Regions from separate parts of the Homo sapiens genome. Here region 1 is linked to region 2. The links are chromatin loops, found by intact Hi-C in ENCODE. Cell type or tissue: mammary epithelial cell. All regions are shown on one strand. Links, peaks and the distances in the headings refer to the core of each region. The heading gives the core; the rest is flanking DNA. Region 1 holds the start of LOC105372424 (a long non-coding RNA gene). Region 2 has its middle 10 kb from the start of IGFL3.

Evidence for each region. Hi-C counts contacts between places; a loop is a spot of excess contacts. Peaks named below come from ENCODE experiments on the same cell type or tissue, not always from the same donor. Only the 100,000 strongest peaks of a DNase experiment are listed, where the experiment ranks them.
Region 1: it touches region 2 in a loop (5-fold over the local background); 6 of 110 quality-filtered maps call a loop at or near these places.

The regions. Positions count from the first base shown.
Region 1 is chr19:46,178,534-46,189,034 of GRCh38, reverse strand. IGFL2-AS1 (IGFL2 antisense RNA 1) reads left to right here. Exons shown (of 3, transcript NR_135234.1): 3 at 1-6. It overlaps LOC105372424 (a long non-coding RNA gene), which reads left to right and starts at 8,156. Exons shown (of 6, transcript NR_187895.1): 1 at 8,156-8,234; 2 at 8,346-8,430; 3 at 9,498-9,549. It also overlaps a transcript of IGFL2 not described here. In mammary epithelial cell, for the core only: no CTCF peak of the experiment used is centred there; DNase peaks (open chromatin) are centred at 3,690 and 4,074; H3K27ac peaks cover 1,552 bases.
Region 2 is chr19:46,129,432-46,139,932 of GRCh38, reverse strand. It overlaps a transcript of IGFL2 not described here and the pseudogene TGIF1P1. Among named protein-coding and RNA genes, the nearest start is that of IGFL3, 10 kb to the right of the region's middle. RefSeq lists enhancers at 4,631-5,461, 5,462-6,293, 6,294-7,125. In mammary epithelial cell, for the core only: no CTCF peak of the experiment used is centred there; a DNase peak (open chromatin) is centred at 6,432; H3K4me3 peaks cover 879 bases; H3K27ac peaks cover 2,026 bases.

The DNA.
Region 1 (10,501 bases), core at 2,667-5,166, 52 kb before region 2:
CTTTTATCTCTTGGTCTTGTGTCTTTATTTCTATGATCTCTCGTCTCCGCACATGGGGAGAAAAACCCACAGACCCTGTAGGGCTGGTCCCTACATCCCAGGACTCTCTATCCCACTGTGGAAGACTTCGCAGTTGCCTGCCATGCTCCCACAAAGAGCTGGCCACCTGCCCCAGGATGAATGGGGGCTCTGTCCGAGTTGCTAAAGGTGTGCCTCTGGCCATATGCTGGGAGGCAAATGAGCTGTCAGGCAAGGGTAGGAAATATGTGGGCATCAGAGGACAAACAAGGAGTGAGGTGCCTCCCACCAGCCATACATCTGAAGTGCTGTCAGATGGCCATAGGGGCCAGCTGGGTATGGGTCCCCAACAACCAGGAAGGACACTGAGCATCTGAAAACCATTGGTCATGGAACACAGAACCCACGGGGAACACTATGGGTTCACAAAGACCCAGGAGGTCTATTGTAAGCCTCAGTATAGAGAGAGGAACACACTGAGCTTCTGATCACCCATTATCAAGGCTGTGCTGCTTTATGTTGATAGTCCAAAATTATCCTGCATGGGAGTTGGTCCACACAAATTATAATCACAAAGGCAATATAGAGGAGAGTGGGGGGGGCGGTCACAGGAATGAGCGTCACGGTGGCTGGGGATGGACCTTTCACTTAGCTGATCATGTGCAAACAGCAAGATTCATGATGAACTGCTCCACCACAAAACAAATAAATGGGTGTCTACAGTACACACACTGGGCCCCCCACTAACCCTGACATGCACAAGATGCCCTGGGGTTACCTGCCTTTCTGGGGGCTGGACCAAGGACCGATCTGGAACAGGTAAAGATAGGGAGAAATAGGTATTGGGGGAGGGTGAAACTGGAACTTTTGGAGACTCTCATAAATTATTCAAGAAAGCATTAACCCCATTTATGCCTAGTGTTCCATTATTGGAATGCTAAGAATGTGGGAATTATTTATATCCTATTGCTCAAGGTCATCACCAAGGTCCGATTTTTCAAATTTAAAAACTGTAACCTCAGATACAAATGGGTTAATGCTCACCGTCTCTGATCAAGTAGCACACACCAGCAACACGATCTCAGGTATAAATGGGTTAATGCTCACCGTCTCTGATCAGGTAGCACACACCAGCAGCACAACCTCAGGTTTAAACGGGTTAATGCTCACCATCTCTGATCAGGTAGCACGTAGCACACACCAGCAGCACAACCTCAGGTTTAAACGGGTTAATGCTCACCATCTCTGATCAGGTAGCACCAGCAGCACAACCTCAGGTATAAATGGGTTAATGCTCACCGTCTCTGATCAGGTAGCACACACCAGCAGCACAACCTCAGGCTTAAACGGGTTAATGCTCACCATCTCTGATCAGGTAGCACACACCAGCAGCACAACCTCAGGTTTAAACGGGTTAATGCTCACCATCTCTGATCAGGTAGCACACACCAGCAGCACAACCTCAGGTTTAAACGGGTTAATGCTCACCATCTCTGATCAGGTAGCACACACCAGCAGCACAACCTCAGGTTTAAACGGGTTAATGCTTACCGTCTCTGATCAGGTAGCACACACCAGCAGCACAATCTCAGGTTTAAATGGGTTAATGCTCACCGTCTCTGATCAGGTAGCACACACCAGCAGCACAACCTCAGGTTTAAACGGGTTAATGCTCACCGTCTCTGATCAGGTAGCACACACCAGCAGCACAACCTCAGGTATAAATGGGTAAATGCTCACCATCTCTGATCAGGTAGCACACACCAGCAGCACAACCTCAGGTTTAAACGGGTTAATGCTCACCATCTCTGATCAGGTAGCACACACCAGCAGCACAACCTCAGGTTTAAACGGGTTAATGCTCACCATCTCTGATCAGGTAGCACATACCAGCAGCATCGACTGGGTCCAACCACCAGCAGGTCTGACATCTTTCAAGTGCTAAAGAAAAGCCAGGTCTGGTCTCCCTATAAGCAAGTGCTCATCCTTAGGAAACCCCCCTTTCTAATGTCTCCCCACTGTGAAATACTTTACACTATCTACCAGGTTCCTCCTGTTTTATAATCGTGTGATCTGAGAGCAAAGCTTAAATAAACTTAGGTTATTTTTTTCTTTCACACTGAAGAGCAGGCTCGTTAAGAGAGCAGGCATCTTGTCTTTCCTGTTAGCCAGGGACTCCCTGTGCCCCTAAACAATGCCTGACACGTAGCAGCGGACTTCAGTGTTTTTCAATTGTACACTTTAGGGAAGGGTAGAAAAGAGACGCCTAATTTGCTAATTAACACCCCATATCTGTCCCTGCAGCCATCAAATCTATGCTGTGCTGAAAAGCCTTCCTTCTTGTAATATCTTCTGGAAGGCCAGACTATCAACTGGATAGAGGTTTCCTGGGGAAGGAGGACAAGTGACTAGGAGAAACGGGATGTGATGTTCATTTTATCAGCTGGGCTTTGATAAACTTGTGGACAGTGAATCTGATAAGCAGCCTCCATGTGGGACCATATCCAGGCCATAGCACTCTTTCCCTGCAGGAACAAGGTCAAGGAATTTATTCCACAATAGCATGGGGTCAACACCGATAAGAGCCTGCCACCGCTGCCAGGGTCCTGGAACGCTTCTGTGGACACCGCAGCTGGGTAATATCCCATCCAAAATTCTCCGGAGCGCCAGAGAAAACCCTCTAAAAGTGACTGCCAGGTGGCGCCCGACAAGTGGCATGGACGGCACCAGGTCTGATCTGGGTCTTCAGGTCGGCGGGGGTGCCCTGCCTGCGGCCTGATCCACGGCCGTTTCCTGGTGCCCCTTGGACGGAGTTTCTTCACCCAGGGCTGCCGGCACGCAATCAGCCCGGCCCCAGTAGGGAGTCTTGGGGAAATTTGGGGCGAGCCTCCTGTGATCACTGGGCCCTGCCAAGCAAAGGACACACTCACCTCGAGACTTCCTGGCTGGAACAGGAGGTTCCCGAGACCTGGAGAACGATTAGGAAATTTTCCTAGAGTCTCATAAAGACTACCCAGCACCAGATGGGACGGAGGCCGGGCCGATGACGCCCACCATAGCCCTCTCAGGCCATCACTGATCTGTCCCTTCCTTCAGAGGGAGTCTTAAAAATTTCCCGGGGCTCATAGGACTGCCTGCCTGGCATGTACATGACCTTGGGAGGCCGGGGTGCGAGGTGTGTGTAGGGGACCCTCTGTCGACAACTTCAGTAAATCAAACCCATTTCATGGATAAACTTTAGTCAAGGTTATAACAACAATAAACATCAGTAATAATAACAACAATAATAATAAAACGACCTCAATGATCCAAGCTCACTGTATAGACTGGGTGTATTAACCAGGTCCGGTATTTTCAAAGCTCTAGGAATAAACAGGCTTCTCTTCAGAAGAAATTAAGGACCAGGTCTCCTCACATCCAACTTTTAGAAAGAGAGGTGCCCAGTATTGGCTCTGACCACGCTGTGTGACTGCTAGACTCCCACACCACTCTAGAGCCCCCACCTTTATCCAGTAGAGGGAAGAGCCCAGGTTCCTTGACTTGGCAGCTGCTATCTGGATTTTCTAAGGGAGCAGGAGTGAAGGCGGGTGCCTAAATCTCCCCATCATTGCCTCCTCCCCATGTCTCTGATTCTGAGCACCCACAGTGGCCCTTCCCCAGGCTGGACTGGAGGCATGGCCCACCCTAAGGAAGGGTAGTAGACACAAGGAAACTGAGCTGGCAGGCAGAGAGAGGAGCAGCTGCCCAGAGAAGAAGAGAGGAACTGAGAGGGAGGGGGGTAGAAAAAAGGAAGAAACTATCAGCAGAGTGAACAGACAACCTACAGAGTGGGAGAAAAATTTTGCAATCTATCCATCTGACAAAGAGCTAATATCCAGAATCTACAAAGAACTTAAACAAATTTACAAGAAAAAAAACCAAAAACCCCATCAAAAAGTAGGCAAAGGACATGTACAGACACTTCTCAAAAGAAGACATTTATGCAGCCAACAGACACATGGAAAAATGCTCATCATCACTAGTCATCAGAGAAATGCAAATCAAAACCACAATGAGATACCATCTGACGCCAGCTAGAACGGCAATCATTAAAAAGTCAGGAAACAACAGAAGATGTGGAGAAATAGGAATGCTTTTACACTGTTGGTGGGAGTATAAATTAGTTCACCCATTGTGGAAGACAATGTGGCGATTCCTCAAGGATCTAGAACTAGAAATACTATTTGACCCAGCAATCCCATTACTGGGTATATACCCAAAGGATTATAAATCATTCTACTATAAACACACATGCACATGTATGTTTATTGTGGCACTGTTCACAATAGCAAAGACTTGGAACCAACCCAAATGCCCATCAGTGATGGACTGGATAAAGAAAATGTGGCACATACATACCATGGAATACTATGTAGCCATAAAAAAAGGCTTTGCAGGGACATGGATGAAGCTGGAAACCATCATTCTCAGCAAACTAACAGAAGAACAGAAAACTAAACACTGCATGTTCTCACTCATAAGTGGGAGTTGAACAATGACAACACATGAACACAAGGAGGGGAACATCACACACCGGAGCCTGTCGGGGGTGGGGGACTGGGGGAGGGATAGCATTAGGAGAAATACCTAATGTAGATGACGGGTTGATGGGTGCAGGAAACCACCATGGCACATGTATACTTATGTAACAAACCTGCACATTCTGCACATGTACCTCAGAACTTAAAGTATAATTAAAAAAGAAAAAAAAAAGAAAAAGGAAAGCAGTGACATTGAAAGAAAGAGAGAGGCACATATAATTTTGAACTACCCAAGTAGACACCATGCATTTTGTGGTTGATTATGACCCACAAGCAAAATTATACATGTGTTGAATGCAATGAAAACCTTACCAGAACAAAATTAGAAGTGTGTCCAATAAAATTAGAATTAAATAATGAGAAAACGTGATCTCCATCATCACTGGAAAGTTAAGAAATATGCTGACAGATATCCCTTAAATCAAATAGGAACTCAAAAAGGAAATAACCAATTTTGGGGGCAAAAACCGATGCAACTAGAAGGGGAAAAAATGCTGAAAACCTAGAAGGCTGGAGAAATTAGAGAAGCATGGGAGTGATGGGACTGAGGAATTAGTAGAGAAGCGAAAGACAAGGAGAAACCTGTGACAAGAGTCTGCAAGGCTGGGCGTGGTGGCTCATGCTTGTAATCCCAGCACTTTGGAAGGCCGAGGCAGGCAGATCATCTGAGGTCAGGAGTTCAAGACCAGCCTGGCCAACATCATGAAACTTCATCTCTACTAAAAATACAAAAATTAGCCAGGCATGGTGTCAGGCACCTGTAATCCCAGCTACTCGGAAGGCTGAGACAGGAGAATTGCTTGAACCCAGGAGGTGGAGGTTGCAGTGAGCAGAGATCACCCCATTGTACTGCAGCCTGGGTGACAGAGTGAGACTCCATCTAAAAAAAAAAAAAAAAAGTCTGCAGAAAGGAGAGACAGAGTAGGGGAGAGACTGGGAGACAGAAGAGGAATCAGGAGAGACTGGGAGGGGTAGGCTGAGGCCCAGCCTGGGAGAGAGAAGAAAGAGTGGCTGGGAGGGAAGAAATGAGAGAGGGAGAGAAGGCTGGAGAAAGAGGGAGAGAGAATGGAAACTGGGAGAGTCTGTGATATGCTTTGGCTCTGTGTCCCCACTCAAATCTCATCTCGAATTGTAATCCTACATGTCAGGAGAAGGACCTGGTGGGAGGTGATTGGATGATGGGGGTGGTTCCTTCATGCTGTTCTCATGATAGTGAGTGAATTCTCATGAGATCTGATGGTTTAAAAATGTGGCACGTCCCCCGTCTTGCTCTCCTGCTGCCATGTACGACATGCCTTTGCTTCCCCCTTTGCTTTCCACCATGATAATTGAAGTCGAGTTTCCCGAGGCCTCCCCAGCCACATGGAACTGTGAGTCAATTAATCTCTTTTGTTTATAAATTACCCAATCTCAGGCAGTAGCTTTATAGCAGTGTGAGAATGGAGTAATACAGTCTGGGAGAGATGGGGAGAAGTGGGAAGCATTGAGAAGAGTATGAGGAGAAAGGGAGAAAGGGGTGAGGTGAGGAGAGACTAGAGAATGTGAGGAGAGACAAGAGAGATGACAGAGAGAGGCAGGAGAGATGGGGAGAAACCACAAGACAGAGGGCAGGAGTGTAGGGAGAGGAGGCAGGGAAAGGCAGGGCCACACTGACCCAATGTCCTTCAGCAGGTGGATGGAGAAACTAACGGCAGTACAGTCATCAGCAAAGTCCTGCTCGGCAATGAAAAGGGACGATCTGACACATGCAACACCGTGGCTGACACGTGCATCGAGAAAGAAAGGATCCAATCTCCAACTCACACAACAAGTTCAGTGCACGGAACGGATGGAGTTTACTGTATGTACATTATGCCTCAATCAACTCAGCTAACAAAAAAGGACTTAAGCTATGCCTGTGACATTATAAGTTTTTTCTTGTACTTGGCTCAAGTTTTCTTTTAGCAAATAGAAATTATGTTAAGATCTCAATATAAACAGTAATTAAGAATGCACTAAAAAAACACAAGCAAATTGTGAGAGAAAAAATGTTCTGGGCATCCAGAATTTTTTTTTTTTTTTTTTTTTTTTTAGGCAAAGTCTTTCTCTGTTGCCCAGGCTGGAGTGCAGTGGTGCGATCTTGGCTCACCACAACCTCTGCCTTCCAGGTTCAAGCAATTCTCCTGCCACAGGCTTCCTGGTAGCTGGGACTACAGGCATGCACCACCAAGCCCGGCTAATTTTTGTATTTTTAGTAGAGACGGGGTTTCACTATGTTGGCCAGGCTCATCTCGAACTCCTGACCTTGTGATCTGCCCACCTCGGCCTCTCAAAGTGTTGGGATTACAGGTGTGAGCCACTGCGCCTGGTCCAGAATTCTTTATCCACTGAAAATACCATTCAAAAATAATGATATAAAATGAGTATATTTTTATGCACACAAAAGTTCAGGGAAATTGTTGCCAGTGAACATGTATTATAGGAGATGCTAAAAAGAAAGTTCTTCCTAATGAAAGAAAATGATGTCTGACTGGAGACCAGATCTGGAGGGAGAAAGGAGAGGTACTGGGAAGGTAATCAGGTTGTAACAATCCTACAAGTTCACCTTGCCCACTGCCCAGAGAGCCAAATATACTGAGAACAACCAGTATTGTTGCAAAGACTTTTGTTATTTCATGGCTAGCCAAGCAAGGAAAACAGAGAGAAACTCCTCAAACCCGTCTCTCCAAGAATTTGGGGGCCAGGGCTTTTTAAGGATCCTTTGACAGGCAGGGAGCTGGGAAACTGAAACAGTTGATGACATCACAGGGACGTCTAAAGCTGTCTTTACGCAGCTGAGTCAGTTCCTGGGAGGGAGTGTCAGGACCAGGCGGCAGCCCTGGGTCTGCCGAAGTGCTAAATCTGAAAACTCTCTCAAAGATCAGTGCTTTAGGTTTCACAATAGTGATGTGATCTACAGAGGTAGTTGGGGAAGTTATAAATCTTGCAACCCCCTGTTATGTGACTCTGGGGCAGGAAGCAACTTATAGAAAAACAAGTTAAGTGATGGCAGGTCATTGTTTGACCACGCCTATTCTTTAGCAAAATTCAAGTCCCCTTCCATAATTTTAAACTCACCTTATGAATGTGGCTTCAATCTCTGGACAAGAAGGAGGGTCAGTTTCCCTTGTCTGCAAGTTGAACTATAAGTTAAATTCCTCTCATAGTTATCTTGGTCTCTGTGCTGGAATAAGAAATAAATAAATAAATAAATAAATAAAACAGAAAACACACAACACACAACCAAATGTAGCAGTGAGGCTGGAAGCAAGATGGAGTCAGTCATGTTTGATTTCTCTCCTTACTTATAATTCTGCAAAGGAGGTTTCAATGTTGGGATGGCAAATATTAAGTATCAACTTGATTGAATACAAGAATGCAAAATATTGTTGCTAGGTGTGTCTGAGAGGGCATTGCCAGAGGAGATTCACATCTGAGTCAGTGCACTGGGAGCAGCAGACCCACCCTCAATCTGGGGGGGCACCATCCAATCGGCTGCCAGCCCAGCTAGGAAAAGTAGGCCAAAGAAAACGGAATGAGTCAACTTGCTGAGTCGTCCAGGCCTTCATCTTTCTTCTGTGCTGGATGCTTCCCTGCTCTTGAACATCAAGACTTCAGGTTCTTTGACTTTTGGACCCTTGGACTTACACCAGTGGTTTGCCAGGTGCTCTCAGGGCTTCCGCCACAGACTGAAGCCTGCACCGTCAGCTTCACTGTCATATTTTTCAGGTTTTGGGACTCAGACTGAGCCACTGCTGGCTTCCTTGCTCCTCAGCTTGCAGATGCCTATTGTGGGACTTCACCTTACAGTCATGTGAGTCAATTCTCCTTAATAAACTCCCTTTCATATATACATATATCCTATTAGTTGTGTCCTCTAGAGAACCTTGACTAATACAAATGTAGTAAATATAAAAGGCTATTTTAAAATTATCAAAATACTGCTGGGCGCGGTGGCTCACGCTTGTAATCTCAGCACTTTGGGAGGCCAAGGCAGGCGGATCACAAGGTCAGGAGTTCGAGACCAGCCTGGTCAATATGGAGAAACCCTGTCTCTACTAAAAACACAAAAATTAGCCGAGTATAGTGGCAGGTGCCTGTAGTTCCAGCTACTCGTGAGGCTGTGGCAGGAGAATTGCTTGAACTCGGGAGGTGGAGGTTGCAGTGAGCTGAGATCGTGCCACTGCACTCCAGCCTGCGCAACAGAGGGAGACTCTGTCTCAGAAAAAAAAAAAAAAGAAAAATATCATCAAAATACCAGTGCCTCAGTAAAGCAGGTGTTTTCTTGGCTCTCAATCAAGATGGAGTTAGGGCTAGTCTGAATACGAAACTCCATTGCAGCATTCCTGTTTCTCATATATGAATATATACATCACAGATGCGTGTATTTGTCTTCTGGAGAGATGGTGAGGTGTTACCAACAAGAGGGAAAACCCTGGGGGAATCTCTATAATCTCTGCCACCCCCAACCAATAGCAATGTTTTTTTGTTTTTGCTTTTTTTGAGACAGAGTCTCACTCTGTCGCCCAGGCTGGAGTGCAGTGGCACAATCTCAGCTCACTGCAACCTCCACCTCCCGGGATCAAGCAATTCTTATGCCTCAGCCCCCCGAGTAGGTGGGATTACAGGCATGCACCAACACTCCCGGCTAATTTTTGTGTTTTCAGCAGAGATGGAGTTTCATCACGTTGGTCAAGCTGGTCTTGAACTCCTGACCTCCCCTCGTGGCCTCCCAAAGGGCTGGGATTATAGGCATGAGCCACTGAGCCCAGCCCAACAGCAATGTTTGTCCTGAGATGCCACTGTTCAGTAAACGATCCACCCATCCTCATAAATGCTCTTCCATTCTACCCTCTTTCCTGCTGTGCTCGGATTCATCAGACCCGATGTGAAGCCTGACTGAGCAGAGTGGAGACCAGCAGCTGCACGTCAAGTAAGGAGGACCCCACCCGAGCCCAAGTCAGGCTGCTCAGATCCTTCCCCTCCTGCAAACCCCTGCCTCTCACAGACCCTGCACACCACAACCAGCTCTGCTCAGACTCCTGCACCCCTGCCTCTCACAGACCCCCCCCACCCTATGACCAGCTCTGCTCAGACACCTGCACCTCTGCAGCCCTGCCTCTCACAGACCCCGCACCCCACAACCAGCTCTGCTCAGACTCCTGCACCCCTGCCTCTCACAGACTCCCCACCCCATGACCAGCTCTGCTCAGAGCTCACCCTGCAGTCCTGCCTCTCACAGACTCTGCACCCCACAACTAGTTCTGCCCAGACCCCTGCATCCCTGCCTCTCACAGACCCCCCACCCCACAACCAGATCTGCCCGGACCCCTGCAGCCCTGCCTCTTTCTCCTCCTCTCCTCACCTATCCTCGTCTCTCCCACCCTGGTCTTCTCTCTCTGCCTCTTCTCTCTGCTCTACTCACTGTGTTGATGAAAAAACCAAACTCTGTAAAATATTTAAAGAGGTTTATTCTGAGCCAATGTGAGTGACCACAGTCTGGGGAACAGAGTCGAGGAAGTTCTGAGAAAGTGTGCCTGAGTTGGTCAGGTTACAGCTTGGTTTTATATATTTTAGGGAGACAGAAGCTACAGGCAAAGACATAAATCAATACACGTAAGGTATACATTGGTTCAGCCTGAAAATGCAGGGCATTTTGAAGTGGGGGCTTATGGGTGGATTCAAAGATTTTCTGATTGGTTGAAAGAGCTAAGCTATCTCTAAAGACTTGAAGTCAGTAGAAAGTAATGCTTGCGTTCAGATAAGGGAAGTTGTGGAAACCAAGGTTCTTTTTATGTAGATGAAATCTCAAGGTAGCAGGCTTCAGAGAGAATAGATGATAAATGTTTCTTTTTAGACCTAAAAGGTGTCAGACTCTCATTTAA
Region 2 (10,501 bases), core at 5,239-7,738:
TGAAATATATGTGTATCTCATACTATATATACATATATACATATACACATATAAATATATACACACATATAAATACATACACACATATAAATATATATAGACATATACACATATAAGTTTGGTTATGTGTGTTAGTTGTATTGTTCAAATTTTTAGCCCATTCTGATTTTTTGTTCTCCTTATTACATAAGCTATCCCAAAAAGTGTATTAAAGTCTTTCACCACAGTTGTGAACTTGCTTATTTCCACTTTTATTTTAGTTACTTTTTTCAAGCTAAGTAATTAGGTATATTCAGATTCATAATTATTATATGTTCCATTTGGATTGATCCCTGTGTCATTATTACTTGTCCTGCTTTATCTCTAGCTTTATCTTTTGCATTAAAGCCTACCTTGGTATTCACTTAGCTACAGTAATTTTCTTTTGCTAGTGTTTGCATGATGTATCTTTTCTACATACTAATTTTTAACATTTCTGGAACCTCATATGTAACATAGATTTCTTACATGTGCATAGAGGTTCTTTCTTAAATTCAGCCTTAAAATCTTAGAATTCAATTTGAATGATTTCGTTTTTAAAAAAAAAAAATTGGTTTTGATTGGGGAGAGGAGCTGAGATGGCCAACTAGATGCAGCCAGGAAGAGCTTCTCCCACCAAGGGACTGACCATCAAGAAGACCAGCATACACCAAGCAGATCTTCGAAAGGAAGGCATTGAGAGTGGAGTGAGGGAGGCAGGCCCTCAGCTGCAAGGGGAGGAAGCTGGAAACCCTGCACAGGGTTGCTGAGCATGAGGACTTGTTCCTGGCCCTGAACAGCTCCTGGGGAAGTGGGGAGTTAAATAGGCATGGAGTGGCCCACTCTTGCCAGAGACCTCCAGAATCCTAGCTGCAAAAGGTCCCACAGCCCCCATGGACATTTGCGCTGGCAGAGAGAGCTGCTTGGAGAGTTGGCAGGGACAGGACTCTAGCCTGTGTAGAGCCCAGAGAGTCTGGTTTGGAAACAGCTGCAGTGGAGCATGGACAGGGATGCTCATTCTCCAAGGCTCACCTTGCTCCTCTAGGTGGCTTTGGCCTTTCTTGACTGTCAGACCTGGACAGAATAGGACTATCTTGCCTAGGAGATGGGGCCAGTCTGATACGAGTGCCTCTCAGTGTGCTGGCCTCTCCCAAGTTCCCTACCCGCCACATCTGTTTGCAGCAAAGCCTCAGTTGCCAAACTAAGGTGCTTCCCAGGGGCCACTGCCTTAGCCCTTTCACCAGTAGACCCTGTCCAACTATCAGAGAGCCTTTGCAGACAGGTCCCACCAGGATGCACCCAGCCAAAGCCTCCTCTCACCACTTTGCCAGCAAGCACTCACCCACAGCCTCCCCTCAACACTTTGCCAGCATGCACATGCACACAGACATCAATGCTCCCCCACCACCAGCACATGTGTGAGTGAAGATCCCACTGCTGTGACCCAGATGAAGCACTTTTGTCAACACCCCACGTTGGAGTGTTGTTGCTAGCAAATGGGGAACACCTTAGCCCCTCTAGTGCAGTAGGTGTTTAACCCTGAAGATCCAGGGGACAAAGCCATGGGCCTGGTACCAGCTCCCCAGGGTTAGACGATGCAGCCCAGAAGTGCTGAGCTGAGCCTTGGCCCCATGAAATCATCCAGAAATGAAACCAGTTGACTAAACCCAACTTATACCATAGTTAAACCCTCAAGGGCATCAAAGAATGTAAAACCCAAAAGCCCCATCCAAAGGACAGCAACTTCAAAGATTAAAGCAACTTCAGCCCACACAGATGAGAAAAAACCAGCACAAGAACTCTGGCAACTCTAAAAGCCAGAGTGTCTTCTCACCGCCAAATGACTGCACTAGCTTCCCAGCAATGGTTCTTAACCAGACCGAAATGGCTGAAATAACAGACAGAATTCAGAAGCTGCATGGCAATGAAGATAGTCAAGATTTAAGTAGAAAGTCAAAACTCAATCCAAGTTATCTAAAGAATCTACTAAAATGATTCAAGAGCTTAAAGAGTAAACAGCCATTTTAAGAAAGGACCAAATAGATCTCACAGAGGTGAAAAACTGACTACAAGAACTTCATAATATAATCAGAAGTATTCACAACAGAATAGACCAAGCTGAGGAAAGGATCTCAGAGCTCAAAGACTGGTTCTTTGAATCAACTCAGTCAGACAAAAATTTAAAAAAGCATTTTTTAAAATGAAGAAAACCCTCTCCCTGAAGCCGGGGACCAAGGCTGGGCCACACTGGCCGCATAGGTGTCCCCATCCTGGGTCACGCAGGGTCCTGCTCCTCTGCACTGACTCATGGAAACAATGAAAGGTATTGTTGCAGCATCTGGCAGTGAGACGGAGGATGACGATTCCATGGACATTCCCTTGGACCTTCCTTCATCCTCTGGCTCAGGCAAGAGAAGGAGAAGGGGCAACCTGCCCAAGGAGTCTGTGCAGATTCTTCAAGATTGGCTGTATGAGCACCATTACAATGTCCATCCTTCCGAGCAAGAAAAAGCACTGTTGTCCCAGCAAACATATCTGTCTACACTACAGGTCTGTAACTGGTTCATCAACGCCCGCCACAAGCTTCTCAGATAAATGAGCCTACGAAGGAGATAATATTGCATGTGGTGTACGCATCCTGACATGCTGAGAAAGGATGGCAAAGATCCAAATCAGTTCACAATTACCTGCCGTGGGCCCAAGATTTCTGAAACAAGCTCTGTGAAGTTTGTGATGGGCATCAAAAACTTCATGCCAGCTCTAGAGGAGACCCCATTTCATTCCTGTACATCTGGGCCAAACCCAACCCTAGGGAGGCCATTGTCTCCTAAGCCGTCTTCCCCAGGATCAGTTTTGGCTCGTCCATCAGTGATCTGCCATGCCACTGTGACTGCATTGAAAGATGTCCCTTTCTCTGCCAGTCAGTTGGTGTGGGACAAAACACAGATATACAGCAGGTAGCAGCCAACAACTTTACAGACACCTCTCTCATGTGCCCAGAGGACATGTGTAAATCTAGACCAAGTACCAATACACAGAGTAGTCTTTTCAACACTCCTCCCCCTACTCCAATGGATCTCAACCAGGACTTTAGTGGATTTCAGCTTCTAGTGAATGTTGCACTCAAACGGGTTGGAGAGACAGAGCTTCAGCCGAAACTTACAGCTTAACCCATTTTCAAGCAAAACAGTTCTCAGAAATGTCATGATTTCTGGGGTGATGGCAAGAGATGAATTGCATTATTTTATATATTTTTTTATTAATATCTGCACATGGGATTGCTAAAACAGCCTCCTGTTACTGAGATGTCTTCAATGGAATACAGTCATTCCAAGAACTATAAACTCAAAGCTACTGCAGAAACAAAGAGTATTATTTTTTACATGTTTATTGGTAGATTATTCATAATGTGAGATGGCTCCCAATATCATGTGATTTTTTCCCCTTTCCTTCTCCTTTCTTGTTATTTTTTTACACTGTGCAATTCTTAAAGAACCTATAGCATCTTTTCATTCCCATGTGGAACAAGATGCCCACATTCTGCCTATTTAATAGATTTTCAATTCTTGTTCAAACAAGTATGAATCTAGTTAATTGATGAGTTTTTTCATGACATAATATTTTCTTAAAAAAAGAATGAAACCACCAAGAAATCTGGGACTATATAAAGAGACCAAACCTACCACATATTGGCATCCCTGAAGGAGAGGGAGAGAGGGCAAGCAACCTGGAAAACACATTTGAGGATGCTGTCCATGAAACTTTCCCCAACTTTGCTAGAGAGGTTGACATCCAAATCTGGGAAATTCAGATAACTCCTCTGAGATACTATACATGAGGACCATCCCCAAGACACAGTCATCAGATTCTCCAAGGTCAATATAAAGAAAAAATATTAAATGCAGCTAGAAAGTAGGGGAAGGTCTCCTGGAAAGGGAATCCCATTAGGCTAACAGTGGACCTTTCAACAGAAACCCTACAAGCCAGAAAAGACTGAGGGCCTGTATTCAGAATCCTTAAAGAAAAGAAAGTGTTTGCTGCCACACTTTGAAAAATGTTGACATGGGTGAAGTCTGGAAGCCAAGAATTGTTAGATAATTGTCAGCTAATAAACATTTACACAACTGTTACTGGAAAAGAGATACGGAGTCAGGAGTCAAAGGCAGTGGGATGTTTCCACTCAGGGCTGCAAGCCTGTCCAGGAAAGTCTTCCCTTTGAGGTGGAAATTAGTTCTAGATCTACACAGCCACAGAAGACTGGAATGGAGGTCAACTTGCTATTCCTCCAGCATGTTTCTTGCATCAGTGAGGTCCTACCTCCCTCACTGAAGGACCTCAGATCAAAGGTCTCACGAACTTGTGTCCTACTTCAGTGAGGTTCCTGTAGGAAGTGACTGAAACCTTTTATCTAACCCTCTTCTCTCCCCTACACTAAAGGGGATGGTTCGGATGGTTCAGAGCAGGGGTTCTGGCTCTCGGGGGAGATGCAAACAACTCTGACCATGAGTTAAACCCTGTAGTTAATGGATACCAAATAGAGAAATACAGACTCTAAGAAAACACAAAGCACTATCCCAGTTGGGAGGGCACAAAGGAGACATGATCATCAAAAGCAATGTGGGATTCTGGATTGGATCCTGGAGCAGGAAGTGGACATGAGGGGACAACTGATAAAATTAAAATAAAGCCTGTAGATTCATTAATAGTGTTAGTCAATATTCATTTCTTGCTTTCAATAATTGTATTAAGATCATTTAAGATGTTAACATTATGAGAATCTGTGTGAAAGAAAGAAACCAACTGTACAACTTTTTTGTAAGTTTAAAATTATTTCAAGATAGTAGTTAAGAAAATTTTGTAAATGATACCTACAGATATTATCAAGATAGTGACAGTGAATATTCATTAAAGAGATAATCAGGATGCCCAATGATGCTTCCTTGTGCCTAAAACTGCAATTACAGAGCTGCTCCTCTTCTCAGTATTATGCACCTAGGGCTCTCCTTGAGACAGAGAAGAGTCAGGGCTTGGCTTCATCTCACCCCTACTAGAGCAGGGGTCCCCAACCCACAGGCCATGGACTGGTACCAGTGTGTCTGCTTTTAGGAACTGGGCTGCATAGCAGGCAGTAAGCAGTGACTTAGTGGGTGGAGCTTCATCTGTATTTACAGCTGCTCCCCATCACTCACCTTATTGCCTAAGCATAGCCTCCTGTCAGATCAGTAGGAGCATTAGATTCTCATAAGAGCATGAACCCTATTGTGAACTGTGCATGTGAAGTATTTAGGTTGCACACTCCTTATCTAATCTAATACTCCTTATCTAATATGAGAATCTAATGTCTGATGATCTGTCACTGTCTCCTGTCACTCCCAGATGAGACCATCTAGCTGCAGAAGAACAAGCTCAGGGCTCCCACTGATTCTACAGTATGGTGAGTTGCATATGTAATATATAATGTATATTATTTCATTATATATTACAATGTAACAATAATAGACATAAAGTCCACAATTAATGTAATGTGCTTGAATCATCCTGAAACTATCCCCCTCCTCCTTTGTCCATGGAAAAACTGTCTTCCTTGGGAAACCAGTCCCTGGAGCCAAAAAGGTTAGGGACTGCTGTACTACAACATTCCTGCTGATCACAAAACCCACGCCACTACCTCATTGCTAATAGTCCTTTTACTTAAAGAATCCCAAGAACTGGTCTTAGGAGACAACCAAGATTCCAGAAAGAATGTTGAACAACTGATTCACAGCCTTGCTGCCACAGGCCAGACCACCAGGTGGTCTCTTCCTCAAGAAAACCATCCTAAGCAGATACTGCTGACCTGCATACCGTATACCTCTCCTGCTTTGCCCAGCCCAGCCTGCATACCCTACCCCTGATGTCAATTCCCACACTTTGCCTAATAAAAAAAGCCCTACCAGCTCTTTTCAGGGAGTCATCAGGGAATTCTTTCTCTTTTGTGCTGCCTCTCTTATTTCCAGGAATAATCTCCAATGAAGTTTTGTCTGGGAAAACTATTTTGACCTCATGTCAGTTTCTATTGCATTGAGAGCCCAAGAACCCAAGACCAGTAATGTATTATTTAGGGGCTTGCCTGGGATCATGGTGTAGAAAATAAAATAAGTAGAGGTTCCTCTTCAGAGGGACTTTCCTCCCAGTCTAATTGAGAATAGATAGTAACCTCTCTTAGAAGCAAAATTTACTCAAAGACCTGTGCTAATATTCTTAAATATCTGCTAGCCATAATAAAGAAATCAATATACTCTGCGTTCTTAGCTACCGCATTTTAGCCTAGATATTTGCCCTGGCATGCCTGAACAGGCCCAAGCAAGCATTAGGTCATAGCCTATTCCTCTTCCTTATTTGGAAGTGCTTTTGCCTCTCTCAGCATTCCACAAGTTACTTCCTGTCTTCCTTTGTTCTCCTCTGCCTTTGCCTCTTTGGGGAAGTTCTAAGTTGCTAGCCAATCAGGTCAAGTACAGAATGTGAGGTCCCATTCCAGCCAACGGAAGCCAGACACAGCAGTAGGGTGGCATATCAGGTTATAAATGACCCTGTCTCCTTTGTTCGTGTGTGCTCTCATGGCAAGACTGCTAGCAAGCGGCCCTCTTTCTGCAGAAAGTAAACTAGCCTTGCTGAGAGATCCTTTGTCTCAGTGTTGATTTTTGTGACACCGAGCACCCATTCCCAACAATGGGATGTGGGGAGCCTTTCTCTCCCTGAGGGGGAGACTTGTGAGCTGATGGGACTGCTGGACAAGATCCCTTCACGGCTGACAAGCAGCTGCCTGAACTTCTGATTCAGTGTCGCCAAGCTGGTTGAGTCTTTCTCCAGCCTGCCAGCCCTCCTTGCCTCCCCCATCCCTCCTGCAGGCAATGCTTTTCTCCCTTCCCTTCTTGCTTTCTCTCCTTTTCACTTCCTAACTTTTCTGTCACTTAGGGTGCCTTGTCTCTCCTCTCCTAATCCTTAGTGGTTTGGGTCACGTGAACAGATATCTGTGAGGGACAGGTTGAAATCGTTGACTACCTGGATCTGATCAACTCAGCAGGCAGTGGGACAGAGTGTACCTTTTCCCTGGCCTAAGTTGGTTTGGGTTCCAGTCCCAAGAAACAATTCTATCCATCCCTCCCTCCCTTTCTCCCTCCTTCCCTTTCTTCTTCTTTCCTCTCCCTCTCCCTCCCTTTCTCCCTCCTTCCCTTTCTTCTTCTTTCCTCTCCCTCTCCCTCCCTCTCTCCCTCTATCGTTTTCCCTCCCTCTTCCTCTCCTTCTCTCTCCCCTTCTCTGTCATACTGGCCCTCAATCCTGTAACTCTATTCAAAACCCCTCACCACTTCACTTTCTCTTTGCCACACCATGTGAGGAGGGGAAGCCTGTGGACTTTTCTGTCATCTGTCTGTTTGGGTGTGTGAGTCTATCAACTTTGGGTGCTGGCTTTTTAAGGAGAGAACTGACAGCACGTGGAACCAAAGTTTGTGTCACTTATGTCCCAATGAATTGTTTTCTTTCTGTGCATTTAATTCAATATCTTATTTTCCCATGCAACCCACTGGTTGGCCTCTTGTAAAAAGGAGAGACTTTTGCCTATGGTTCCATGAAATGGAAAGGGATCATTTTCTTTTGTAACGTGGCTTGGCCCCCACAGCTATGCCACAGGGAGCAAGGTCACCAAAGTTGCTCAGAAAAAGAGAACCCAAAACCGTAGCATGCCAGCAAAAGGGTAAGAATTTCTTACCAGCCAGGCTTCTGGACTTTCTCTGTGTGTGTGTGAAAACTGGTTAAGTGAATGACAAAATTCACTGTTTCCCTCCTCTGCAAGGCTTTAACCCATTTCCTGTTGGCCAAGAATATTCTTATCTTTAATACTAATGTAAAATCATATACATTTCTGCTACGTTAATACTAGAGACAAGTTCTGTTTAGAAACAACTCCAAGAACAGTTTTGTTTTTGTTGTTGTTGTTTGAGAGGGAGTCTCGCTCTGCTCCCCAGGCTGGAGTGCAGTAGCATAATATTGGCTCACTGCAACCTCCACCTCCTGGGTTCAAGCGACTCTCCCACTTCAGCCTCCCGAGTAGCTGAGACTACAAGCATAGGCCACCATGCCCGGCTAACTTTTGTATTTTTAGTAGAGACAGGGTTTCACCATATTAGCCAGGCTGGTCTTAAACTCCTGGCCTCAAGTGATCTGCCTGCTTCAGCCACCCAAAGTGCTGCGATTACAGGCATGAGCCAAGAAGGGGTTTTTATGTTTTATTTTCACACTGAAAATCAGTCATATTCGCTTCAGCCTCGAAGAGCATGTTTACGTAAAATTAAATGGGTGTTGACAGCAAACTAGACCTAATAAAAAAAGAAGTCGATAAACCTCTGAGACAGAAAGTATTAAAACATTAGAATGCTCATGCTTTCCAAAGCCAAACAATGTTTACAAAAAAATTTCATCTGAATTCCCATTTTTAAATTTTGCTATTTTTTAGGAGGAGGGTTTAGAAAATTACTTGGGAGCTCTTAAAGCTGACTGCACAAATATTGTCGAGTAAAGCTTAATGTAGTGTAATAAGGAGAGAAGTTTTTGTCTATTATTAAAATTTAAAACAAAGCTACTGTAAATGAACCAGACACTACCTAGAAAAATTACACATAAATCAATTGAACAGAGTCCATCAACAGATAAAGCTAATAATGGAAAACTGAGATATAAGAAAAGTAACATTGTACATTAGAAGAAAAGGGATGAAACTAGTCAACAAGTAATTTCAGATTCAATAGGACATTCATTAGCAAGAAAATTAACTTAGACTCAGCATCACATCTTATAGAAAAAGTTATATGTGAATAAAAATGACTAAAAAGAAAGTAAAAATATAGAACTATTCATAGAACTTTAAGTTGGAGATGGCCTCCTTACGTAAGCGGAAGCCAAAAAGTGGAAAGAAGATGTAGGGCAGTGGTAAAAGACACTGCTGCATAAAAATTTAAAATATCTCAAAAAAGAAGACTCCACCAGCATTACTGAGAAACAAACACAAAGGCGAGGAAAACATATAACAGACAAAAGGTTAGTATCTCCCATATAAAAAGAGCATTTATAAATTAATAAGAAGGAAGCAAACAACCCAAAACAATTATTCTGAATAGTGTATCATTTACAGAAAAGGAACTATACATCATTAAACATAAAAATAATGAGAAATACTGGGAACCTTCATCCAAGCTCATAAATTTCTTCTAATCTTAGTTCTTGCTCACTTTATTTTTTAATTTGGAACCTACCAAAGATAATAAATTCCTCTTTTTGCCACAGCTTAAGCTAGTTTAAACTGGCAAGCAACCACTTGCAAGTAACCAGTTTATAAACATAATGAAAAGGTGCTTCCAAGAACCTCAATAAACAGCATGTAGACAAACAAATGCCATATTTTAAATAACATGGTATGTTCTTTAACTCATCATCTGATGCTTGCTGGGGGAACTAAAATATTTATCAAAACTCTAAAGAAGTTATTGCCCTGTGAGATAATGAAAAAGGCTGTTTCATAGGAAACGTGTACTTCACCCACTTAGTTCAGGAGATCATACCCTGTAGTATTTGGTTTAAATAAACAGTGAACCTGAACCCTTGAAACTGCATGCAGTCCATCTCACATGCAATTACACCCACAGGCTCAAAATAAAGGGATGGAGGAAAATCTACCAAGCAAATGGAAAACAGAAAAAAGCAGGAGTTGCAATCCTAATCTCAGATGACTTTAAACCAACAAAGATAAAAAAAGACAAAGAAGGGTATTATGTAATAGTAAAGGGTTCAATTCAACAAGAAGGCCTAACTATCCTAAATACATATGCACCCAACACAAGAGCACCCAGATTCAGAGAGCAAGCTCTTTGAGACCTTCAAAGAGATCTAGACATCCATACAATAATAGTGGGAAACTTCAATACCTCACTGACAGTATTAGACAGATCATCAGGTCAGAAAATTAACAAAGATATTCAGGACCTGAACTCAGCACTGGATCAAATGGGCCTGATAGACATCTGCAGAACTCTCCACACAAAAGCAATAGAATATACATTCTTCTCACCACCACATGGCACACATTGAAAAATCGACCACATAATCAGACACGAAACACTCCTCAGCAAACACAAAAGAACCGAAATCATAACAACCACTCTCTCAGACCATAGCACAATCAAATTAGAAATCAAGACTAAGGAATTTGCTCAAAACCATACAATTACATGGAAATTGAATAACCTGCCCCTGAATGACTTTGGGGTAAATAATGAAATTGAGGCAGAAATCAAGAAGCTATTTGAAACCAATGAGAACAAAGATACAATATACCAGAATCTCTGGAACACAGCTAAGGCAGGAGTAAGAGGGAAATTTATAGTACTAATTGCCCACTTCAGAGAGTCAGAACTCAGCTTCACAACCTAACATCACAACTAAAAGAACTAGA